2 separate regions of the Homo sapiens genome follow, and region 1 is linked to region 2. A link is an interaction called in ENCODE POLR2A ChIA-PET data of the cell type or tissue named here. Cell type or tissue: GM12878. All regions are shown on one strand. Links, peaks and the distances in the headings refer to the core of each region. The heading gives the core; the rest is flanking DNA.

The links. ChIA-PET counts read pairs that join two places held together with the same protein. Peaks named below come from ENCODE experiments on the same cell type or tissue, not always from the same donor. Only the 100,000 strongest peaks of a DNase experiment are listed, where the experiment ranks them.
Region 1: POLR2A ChIA-PET joins it to region 2 with 5 read pairs; 19 of 35 experiments call an interaction of 5 or more read pairs at or near these places.

The regions. Positions count from the first base shown.
Region 1 is chr12:113,320,122-113,325,494 of GRCh38, reverse strand. It overlaps SLC8B1 (solute carrier family 8 member B1), which reads left to right. Exons shown (of 16, transcript NM_001358345.2): 3 at 4,147-4,299; 4 at 4,387-4,439; 5 at 4,588-4,645; 6 at 4,809-4,914; 7 at 4,997-5,164. Among named protein-coding and RNA genes, the nearest start is that of SLC8B1, 12 kb to the left of the region's middle. RefSeq lists a silencer at 2,804-3,004. In GM12878, for the core only: no CTCF peak of the experiment used is centred there; no DNase peak of the experiment used is centred there.
Region 2 is chr12:113,227,893-113,233,265 of GRCh38, reverse strand. The region is part of intron 2 of TPCN1 (two pore segment channel 1); the gene reads right to left. Among named protein-coding and RNA genes, the nearest start is that of TPCN1, 9.1 kb to the right of the region's middle. RefSeq lists enhancers at 1-29, 50-159, 1,228-1,778, 2,895-2,944, 3,015-3,364. In GM12878, for the core only: no CTCF peak of the experiment used is centred there; a DNase peak (open chromatin) is centred at 3,295; H3K27ac peaks cover 4,668 bases.

The DNA.
Region 1 (5,373 bases), core at 228-5,227, 92 kb before region 2:
AGGCCAGGAGTTGAAGACCAGCCTAGGCAACATAGCAAGACCTCCATCTCTACAAAAAATAATTTTTAAAAAAATTAACTGGGTGTGGTGGTGCATGCCTGTAGTCCCAGCTACTTGGGAGGCAAAGGCAGGAGGATCACATGCGCCCAGGAGTTCGAGGCTGAAGTGAGCCATGATTGCCCCACTGCACTCCAGCCTGAGTGACAAAGCACCTGGTCTCTAAAATAATAAAATTCAGTAAACAAGGAAATGAACAAAATAAAGATTGTGATAACTGCTGTGAATGCAGAAAACTGGGTATTAATAGTGGAGATAGGGGTAATAACTACTTTACATGGAAAGTCTCTGAGGAGGGCAAATTTGAACACCTGTAATCTCATTTGATTCTTTTATCAATGGGGTTGGTATAATTAGTCCCATTTTACAAATGAGACTGAAGCTCAAAGAGAGGAAGGGAATTGCTACAGATACAGCTCTTAGATGGTAGAGCTGGTTGGGCATGGAGGCTCACACCTGTAATCCCAGTACTTTGGGAGGCTGAAGTAGGTGGATCACTTGAGGTCAGGAGTTCAAGACCAGCCTGGCCAACACAGTGAAACCTCATCTTTACCAAAAATACAAAAATTAGCCAGGTGTGGTGTTGTGTGCATGTAGTTCCAGCTACTCAGGTGGCTGAGGCAGGAGAATCACTTGAACCCAGGAGGTGGAGGTTGCAGTGAGCCAAGATTGCTCTACTGCACTCCAGCCTAGGCGACAGAGTGAGACTCTGTCTCAAAGGAAAAAAAAGGGGCTGGGCGCAGTGGCTCACACCTGTAATCCTAGCACTCTGGGAGGCCAAGGCAGGTAGATCACTTGAGGTCAGAAGTTTGAGACCAGCCTGGCCAACGTGGTGAAACCCCATTTCTACTAAAAATACAAAACTTAGCCGGGCGTGTCGGTGGGCACCTGTAGTCCCAGCTACTCGGGAGGCTGAGGCAGGAGAATCAGTTGAACCCGAGAGGTGGAGGTTTCAGTGAGCCGAGATTGTGCTATTGTACTCCAGCCTGGGTGACAGAGGGAGACTCTGTCTCCAAAAAAAAAAAAAAAAAAAAAGGTAGAGCTGAGTGGCTGAGTGGGTATTATGCTCAGGTTGTCCTGATCTCAAAAAAAGAAAAGTTTTTTTTTTTGTTTGTTTGTTTTTTTTTGAGACAGGCTTGCTCTGTCACCCAGGCTGGAGAGCAGTGGTGCCATCATAGCTCACTGCAGCCTCAACCTCCCAGACTCAAGCAATCCTCTCACCTCAGCCTCTGAAGTAGCTGGAACCACAGGCGTGTGCCACCATGCCTGGCTCATTTTTAAATTTTTTTGTAGCAATGGGGTCTTACTATGTTACCCAAGTTGGTCTCAAACTCCTGGGCTTAAGCGATCCTCCTGCCTCAGCCTCCCAAAGTGTTGGGATTACAGGTGTGAGCCAGTTTACCTGGCCACAGATTTCATCTTCCCAGCTGGCATGTGCTTTCTGAGGACAGGACACTGTAGAAAGATTGAGGGGTTGGGGCAGGGCTGGGGGTTTCAGTCTCTGCTCAGGGGATACTGTATGGGTGGGTAGAGCTCTTAGCAAAAATTGGTGAGAAGGCCAGAGGCTCAGAGATAAGAAATCTCACTTCCAGTCTGGTGTTAGTGGGAGTTCAGAGAGGGCTTGTGGAGGAGGTGGAACTGTGGTTTGACAAAGCTTTTAAAAAATTATAATGAAATACACATAACCTAAAATTTACTGTCTTAGCTTTTTTTGTTGTTGTTTTTTTTTGAGATGGAGTCTCACTTTGTCACCCAGGCTGGAGTGCAGTGGTATGATCTTGGCTCACTGCAACCTCTGCCTCCTGGGTTCAAGCGATTCTCCTGCTTCAGCCTCCTGAGTAGCTGGGACTACAGGTGGATGTCACCACGCCTGGCTCATTTTTGTATTTTTAGTAGAGACGGGGTTTCCCCATGTTGACCAGGCTGGTCATGAACTCCTGACCTCAAGTGATCCGCCTACCTCGGCCTCCCAACGTGCTGGGATTACAGGCATGAGCCACCACACCTGGCCAGACTTGCAGTTTAACAATGACATTCCTATCACATTGATCTGAATAAGGCTGCTCATAGCCAATGTGGGTGCAGGCTTATGAGAATTGCTTATTTCCCATTCCTGGTGGGAGTGTATGTAGGTAGAGCTTGGCCAGGGCATTTTGGCAAAATCTAGCAATGTTGAAGATCCCTTGTCAGGGCCTTGAGCATTTCTTTTGGACTGTACTATTTTGGTGGGCTTTTGTTGACTTCCAGTTGCCAGTTTATTGTTCTAGAACCACTTATAAGCATAGTAGGCTAGAGGTGCTGGGGAACTAAAACCTCCATCTAGCAGTCCTCACCCAATGGCTGATGAGAGTTGGTGTATAAATATCCCAGCTCCCTTGCCTCCTGATTAAGCTCATGGTGGTGGTAACTGGCTCAACCCAGCCTTCGTTGGCAGCTATCCCTTCTCTGTACCACTTCTTTTCTCCTATTTCTTTTATTTTTTTCTTTTGAGACAGGGTCTCACTCTGTCACCCAGGCTGGACTGCAGTGGTACAATCATAGCTCTCTGCAACCTTGAACTTCCAGGCTCAGGTGCTCCTCCCACCTCCTCCTCCTGAGTAGTTGGGACTACAGGCGTATGCCACCAAGCCCGGCTAGTTTTTTTTGTATTTTTTGTAGAGATGGAGTTTTGTCATGTTGCCCAGGCTGGTCTCGAACTCCTGAGGTCAAGTGATCCTGCAGCCTTGGCCTCCCAAAATGCTACAGTTACAGGCGTGAGCCACCACACCCGGGCCCACTTCCCTTTCTCTATGTTTGTGTTCCTCAGGTCTCCCAAACATACTATGTCCATCTCAATCTTTGTCTCTGAGTCAGCTTCTGGAGGAACCCAGACCAGGATACCCTCTGATTCAGCACTTTCTCTTCTCAAATCTTCTCTGACAACATTTTTCTCATATGTGCTCAGAGAGTCATGTGTGAGGAAGCTCATTGGCTATATTGAAAAACTAGGCATACCCAAATGCCCAGTAGGGAAATGTTTACCTCAGTGATGTATCACCCATAGTATGAAATACTCTGCTGCAGTGAAAGACTCTGTGGGGAGGCAGGGGAGAACAGTGGGCCCTAGAGCCTAAAACTGCCTGGGTTCCAACCTTGACCCTCCCACTGAGTGCACACGGACATTGTCTCAGTCTCCTTAACTGTTTAATGGGCATGATAATAGTTCCTTCCTCGCAGACTGTTGTGCAGAGTAATTGAGATACATATTTTTTTTTTTTGAGACAAGATCTCATTCTATTCCCCAAGCTAAATGCAGTATTGCAGCCTCAACCTCCTGGGCTCAGGTGATCCTCCCACCTCAGTCTCCTGAGTAGCTGGGACTACAAGTGCACATCACCATGCCTACCTAATTTTTTATTTTATTTTTTTGCAGAGATGGGGTCTTGCTATGTTGTCCAGGCTGGTCTTGAAATCCTGGGTTCAAGCAATCCTCCCACCTCAACCTCCCAAAGTGCTGGGATTATAGGCATGAGCCACTGCCCCCAGCCATCATAGAATTATTGTACAGATTAATTGAGATACATTTTAAGCTCTTAGCACTATGCTTTGCATATAGAAATCACTATAGTATGTTTCAAATTCTGTATATTAAGGTATATTAATATATATATATATATAATGGTAAAAGCAAATTATAGAAACAAGAGATTTGGGATGGATCCATTTCTGTTAAACAAAACAAAGTGTGTAATAGGATATATATACAAATATAATTGATCTGAGAAATGTCTGTAAGGATGTGCTTCAAACTAATTATGGTGGGACCACTGGAGAGGGGGATTTACGGAGGGCAGGGATAAGAAAGCGGAATTTAGAAATCTTATGTATTGGTTTTTTTAAAAAACAAATATGTATTCATGAATTACTTATGTCAATTTCAAGCAGACGTTTATTTTTAAAATTAAAAGTGCATCCATAGTTGGCACCCAGAGGGTATGGTGGCCTTGGAGACCAGGCTGAAGGGACATTATGTTTAGCTGCTTAGATGGGCCTAGTCTAGTTCTCAGGGAAGTCTCTGCCGCTGATGTCCCCCTCCCTGTCTTCCTGCAGTGCCGCAAGGTGTGTGGCCTGAATGTCTCTGACCGCTGTGACTTCATCCGGACCAACCCTGACTGCCACAGTGATGGGGGGTACCTGGACTACCTGGAAGGCATCTTCTGCCACTTCCCTCCCAGCCTCCTCCCTCTGGCTGTCACTCTCTACGTGAGGCCCTGCCCTGGGGGGCTGGTGAGAGGGGCTGGTGTCTCCAGCTGGACTTGACTCTCCCTTCCTCGCCCGCTCCCCACCCAGGTTTCCTGGCTGCTCTACCTGTTTCTGATTCTGGGAGTCACCGCAGCCAAGTTGTGAGTTTGGCTCTGGGCTCCGGTCTGGCTTATCAATGGGAGGAGGGGTCCCAGGAGGCTGACATTCGGTCACCCTCAGTTTGGGGGAAGGATAGGGGTCCGGGGCCGGTTACTACGGAAATGCTTCCCGTCCGCTTTTTCTCCGTAGTTTCTGCCCCAACTTGTCGGCCATTTCTACCACACTGAAGCTCTCCCACAACGTGGCAGTATCCTTTTGTCCAGTGTCCTGCACCCTGGAGGGAGGGCAGTTGTGGGGAGGCTGGGAGATAGGGTCATGTCTATCCCCGTGTGGGGAAGCTGGGGGATAGGGTCGAAGGCCTGGGTGGGCTGCAGCTGCGATCCTGGCCCGCCTTGACATGCTCCCCACATGGCGTCACCTTCCTGGCATTTGGGAATGGTGCACCTGACATCTTCAGTGCCCTGGTGGCCTTCTCTGACCCGCACACAGCCGGCCTGGCCCTTGGGGCACTGTTTGGTGAGAGCAGCCCCAGTGAGGGGGGCGGGGAAAGCAGCAGGAGAGGGTGCAGGGTGGCTGAGCTCTGGCCTCCTCCCCCCAGGCGCTGGCGTGCTGGTTACCACAGTGGTGGCCGGAGGCATTACCATCCTACACCCCTTCATGGCTGCCTCCAGGCCCTTCTTCAGGGACATCGTTTTCTACATGGTGGCTGTGTTCCTGACCTTCCTCATGCTCTTCCGTGGCAGGGTCACCCTGGCATGGGCTCTGGGTGAGCAGCTCTGGGGCTCAGGCGTGAGATCCCAGGGCTGATGGGCAGGAGGTTTAGGAGGTGCCTGGGACAGAGAGGTGTGAGGGGTGGTCAGTGGGGGCTTTGATTTGATTACAAGTGACAGAAACCCTCCTCAAGCTGGCTTGAGCAAAAATGGGAACATGTGGGTCACATAACCAAAGAGGCCTGGCAGAGCTGGGGGCTGGGGA
Region 2 (5,373 bases), core at 307-5,306:
AGCCTGCACCCAGCTGCCACGACTGCCATTTAGAGCGGCAGCGTCTTGTGTGCGGGAAAGGGGGACGGGAAGAGATGGCATCTCATGGCAGGGGGCCTGAGGCAACAGACAGGATCCCCCCCATGAAGATGTGGAGGGCTGAGGAAGTGAAAGCTCCAAGGCTCGGCTGCAAGGCTCTCGCCCAGCATGCTGGATGCTTACTCATTTTAATTGGCACCACTGCTGGTCTGGTGACACCCGACGCTCTGCCTTGGTGAGGCCCTGAAAAAGCCAGGGGAATGACTCCAGCGGAGCCAAATGCCCAAGCTCGGTGGGAGCCTGTGAAAATCTAATTGCTGCTTGGTCTCCAGCTGCTACACGGAGGCGTCCCAGCTTGGCAGGGGCCACCTGCTGTGCCAGGAGTGAGGCAAGAAGGATCTGAATCGTGGCCTGGGTTCAGGACCTCTGCTCATGGAGGATATTCCAAGGAAGCCCAGTTTCTGCCATGATAATAATGCCTATGACCGGCTGAGCACTGACCATGTGATCACACACATGCTCTCACTCAATCCCCCATGACGACTCTACTGGTAGATGCCATCATGGTCACATTCTACAGATGAGCAGGCTGAGGCTTAGAGCAGCTAAGCACTATACTCAGCTCAACCACTCCACTCACCATGGTATCACAAGTGACAAAAGCTGTGCAAGCCCCTTGGGCTTCTTCACTCTTTGGCAAGTATGCTGGGGCCATCTGGTCAGAGGCAGAGCCACGGCACAGACATCAGTGATGGAGCGCACACCTCGGGGTGTATTCTTCTCTGGTGCCAGCCGGCGAGGATCTCTCCCAACTCCTCCTGGCTACGGCGGCCCTGCGGCCAACAGCTCTGGCCCACCTTGACTGAGCCTGGTGCCAACTCGCCCTGGCTGCATGAAGACCCTGAAAAGGGGACCAGGGTGCCACATGGGGGCCCCTGCCAGGGGGCAGGGATCCTCCACATTGCTGAGGCTGCACTGTGTCCTAGGGAACTCCAGATGATGTGCCAGGCATCGGCGTGAAGGAGGGAGAGGTCAGCTCTCTGCGCTGTGACCTTGGGCCTTAGCTGCAGGACCTGTCACCTGAAAACCATAAACAACCCGGCACCAAAGCAGAGACGGAGCATCCTGCTCAGACCTCAGCCAGCCCCCGCGAGCCCAATCCTTCCTTCACTCAGAAAAGGCACATGGTCCAGCCCATCTTAGGCAGCAGCTGGCTTTAAAGGCAGGGAGAAGGCAGAGCTGAGTGTGACCAGAGTTACCCTGGGAAATTCCTTGGACTGCCCACTACATTCAGACTCGTCCTGATTCCCTGAATGTGGTGGGTGAGACCACCGCCTGTCACGCGGTGTGGACTGTGGTCTGTCTCTACACTGCTCTAACAGTGGCCCCGCTGACTGTTTTCAAGGTTATTCCTAGTTTCCAGGCTTTAAATACCTCTGCTCATACCTGCCTCCTTTATCAACCTGACACCATGCTGCCTGTGAGTCATTCATTAGCACTGCAGCAGCCGCACTTAGAGCCCAAAGATGTCTGAGTCTTGGATTAAATCCACAATTGCCCATATAAGGAGAAAAACCCAAACCCTCCAGTTTCCTGCAGGGATAAGGCCCTCACATAGGGTTAAAGGTCACAGGCAGCACAGCCAGATTCCTCAGTCCCTGCCTCTGAAGAATGGGTAGGAGTGTGATGGCCTGAACTGTGTCCCCCTCAAATTCATAGGCTGAAGTCCTAACCCCCAGTAGCTCAGAATGTGACTGTCTTTGGAGAAAGGGCCTTTAAAGGTGATTAAGGTAAAACAAGGTCATATGGATGAGCCCTAATCCAATAGGACTGGTGTCCTTATCTGAAGAGGACAGACACACAGACTCAGGGACAATCATGTGGGGACACAGCAAGAAGATAACCATTTGCGAGCCAAGGAAAGAGGCTTCGCAAGAAACCAAACCTGCTGACACCTTGGTCTTGGACTTCCAGCCTCCAGACCTGTGAGAAATTAGATTTCTGTCATTTAAGCCACCAGTCCATGGTGTTTTGTTAGGGGTGCCCAACCAGACATGGAGCGTGGAGGTACAGTGCTGAGAAGGCCTCAGCGGCTGCTGGGCCAAAACAAAGGCCAGGCTTGATGGTGACTCAGCCTTAGAAAGCTTGCTTCGTTCCCAGTAGCCCATGCTCATGTCGTTGCCAACTCCGCGGATGGCCTGCATCTGCATTCTGCCAACTCCTTAGTACTTCAAAGGTTTACAGCAACCAAAGACAAAGGTCAGTGATGGCAGCCACCAGGACACTCAGCTGTGCTGAGAGCAATGGGACTCAAAGCAATGGTGAGGAGAGGCGGCAGGAGGGAGGCTGCCCACCTCTAACTCGGGCCCTTACACTGCCACTCCCATGGGCTGCGAGGCCCCAGAAATCCAAGTACGTTGATTCTGACCACTATTTGTTGAGTACCTGCATATTGTGGGCACTGAGCTATGTGATACAAAGACAAATGGATGGGCCAGGCATGGTGGCTCATGCCTGTAATCCCAGCGCTTCAGGAGGCCAAGGCGGATAGATCACTCGAGGTCAGGAATTTGAGATCAGCCTGGCCAACATGGTGAAAGAATGTGACTGTGTTTGGAGAAAGGGCCTTTAAAGGTGACTAAGATAAAACAAGGTCATATGGATGAGCTCTAATCCAATAGGACTGGTGTCTTTATCAGAAGAGGACAGACACACAGACTCAGGGACAATCACGTGGGGACACAGCAAAAAGGTAACCATTTGGGAGCCAAGGAAAGAGGCTCTACTGAAAATACAAAAAATTAGCTGGGCGTGGTGACACATGCCTGTAGTCTCAGCTGCTGAGGTGGGAGGATCACTTGAACCTGGGAGGTGGAGGTTGCAGTGAACTGAGATGGTGCCACTGCACTCCAGCCTGGGTGACAGAGTGATACTCCACCTCAAAAAAAAAAAAAAAAAAAAAAAGATGAATGGATCTCAGGGCCTAGTAGGTGATCAGATGGTTAAATGTGTAATTACCCCACTATAATCTACTTGTAATAATGGAAGCCTAATCAAGATACCGAAGCAGAAAAGGGTAGTGAGTAATTAGCTCTGTCAGGAAGGGGAAGTTCAGTGAAGGCTTCAAAGAGATGGTGTTATCAGCAGGATTTTCAAGACAGAACTGGAGGCCACGAGCAAACAAGAGGCTGAGAAAGGGATTCTAGACTGACTTGCCAGCAAGGTGGAAAGGTTTAAGAATGCACAGGGGATTCACCGAACTAAATGCAGTATGATGCTGTGGACTGAGGCAGGAAATGGGACTGGTCAAGCAAGAAGGCACTAGAACACGCAAGGCTTCGTTGCCAGCTGAAGAGCTTGCCCTCCCCAACCCCCATAGAGGGATGGGAAAGTCCCAGGAAGCTTTAAAACAAGGCAACAACCAGGTTGGGCTTGTGTTTTAGATGGACTGCTCAGGGCCGGGTGTGGTGGCTCACGCCTATAATCCTAGCACTTTGGGAGGCCGAGGCAGGTGGATCACTTGAGGCCAACAGTTCGAGACCAGCCTGGCCAACATGGTAAAACCCCCGTCTCCACTAAAAATACAAAAAAATTAGCTGGGTGTAGTGGCTCACGCCTGTAATCCCAGCTACTTGGGAGGCTGAGGCAGGAGAATTGCTTGAACACGGGAGGCGGAGGTTGCAATGAGCCGAGATTGTGCCACTGCACTCTAGCCTGGGTAGCAGAACGAGACTGTCTCAAAAAAAAGGACTGAAGGACTGCTCCTCAGACAGCAGGGACAGGGGGACGCTGGGGTAGAAGGTCAAGGCCAAAATCCAAGCATGAAATATCAAAGGCCTACTATGCTAAGGCAGAGCAGGCCTCCTCTGAAAACTCTTGTTTACTTGCACAGGTCCTACCCTTCTTCCCAGCCAGGCTTGGTGAATTACACCCACAAGTCATTGAGGTTTTAAAAAATGACCCAGTAAGAAGCTGAGAGAAGAAACTAAGATACTAATGTGCTGTACAGGAAAAACAATGTCCCTGGACCCCAGCAGTTAGTTATACATTTCTTTATTCTTGAGAAACAAACCAAAGCAAGCCACTGACTTTGCCAAGATAAAAGCAGCCTTGCTAGTGGCCTAGCCAAGGGGAGTCTTATTGTGTCTCTGGCCTATTTCCTATTCATCAACATTCAAAGCCTGATCTTGACACAGGACTGGGTTGCTCTCTTGCCCCTTTCATCCCACAGGAAAGCTGGACACCCCACCATCAGGTCAGGCACGTTGGAGGGACTTAAAAGTGACACTCACGATGACAGCCAGGATTCCCATTTAGAATCTTAAGCCTGGCTATTTCCAGACACAAGCCACACCCTTAGTAGGCCAACCACCCTCCCTCACTAGGCAGCATTCCTCTCTAAAGCTGAAACTGAGCCACAATCACTTTCATCCCTTTCCCCAAAGCGCCTTCCACTGTGGTGTGGGAGGAAAGACAGGCTTTACTGCTTACTAGCTGTGTGACCTTGGACAAGTCACTTAACCTCTCTGAGCCTGTCTCCTCCTCTGTAAAATACAGATAATAATAACAACCCTATATTGAGGTTATATGAGGAGATAATATAAATGCTAAAGGTCTGTACTCACCTTTTATTTTTTTGAGACAGGGTCTTGCTCTGTTGCCCAGGCTGGAGTGCAGTGGTGCAGTCATAGCCCACTGCAACCTTCCTGGGCTCAAGCAATCCTCCCACCTCAGCCTCCTGAGTAGCTGGGACTACAGGCATGCACCACCATACCCAGCTAAGTTTTTAATTTTTTTGTACAGCCGAGGTCTCGCTATGTTGCCCAGGTTGGTCTTGAACTCAAAGTCACTGGGCTCAAGTGATCTTCCTGCCTTGGCCTCCCAAAGTGCTGTGATTAAAGGTGGGGGCCACCACGCCTGGCCTGTGCTCACATTTATTAAGGGTGATGAAGAAAAAAGGAGAGGGAGGAGCAGCTGAAGAAGTAAAAGAAGGAAGAGGAGAAGGGGAAGGAATTCTGGAGTCAGATGATGCTGGGTTCAAATCTCTGCTCAACCATTTCCTGGCTGTGTGACTTCAGACAAGTTACTTGACCTCTCTGACCCATAGTTTCCTCCTCTGTAAATAGGGATAATACTGCCTAGCCTTGCAAAGGGATTTCAGAAAGAAAACAGATAGTCTGAAATCAGAGCCACTGCTTTCTCATCCCTGAGTGGCACTTGGGGAAAAATCAAGTTTATGTTCGAATCCTTCTGGGCAATCCAGCTCTGCCACCCTAGATGAGGGTGAACACAGTGAAGCAAAGAGAGGCCTGTTTCTAGGCAGCCAGGGCTCCCCACCACACTCACATCCCTGGA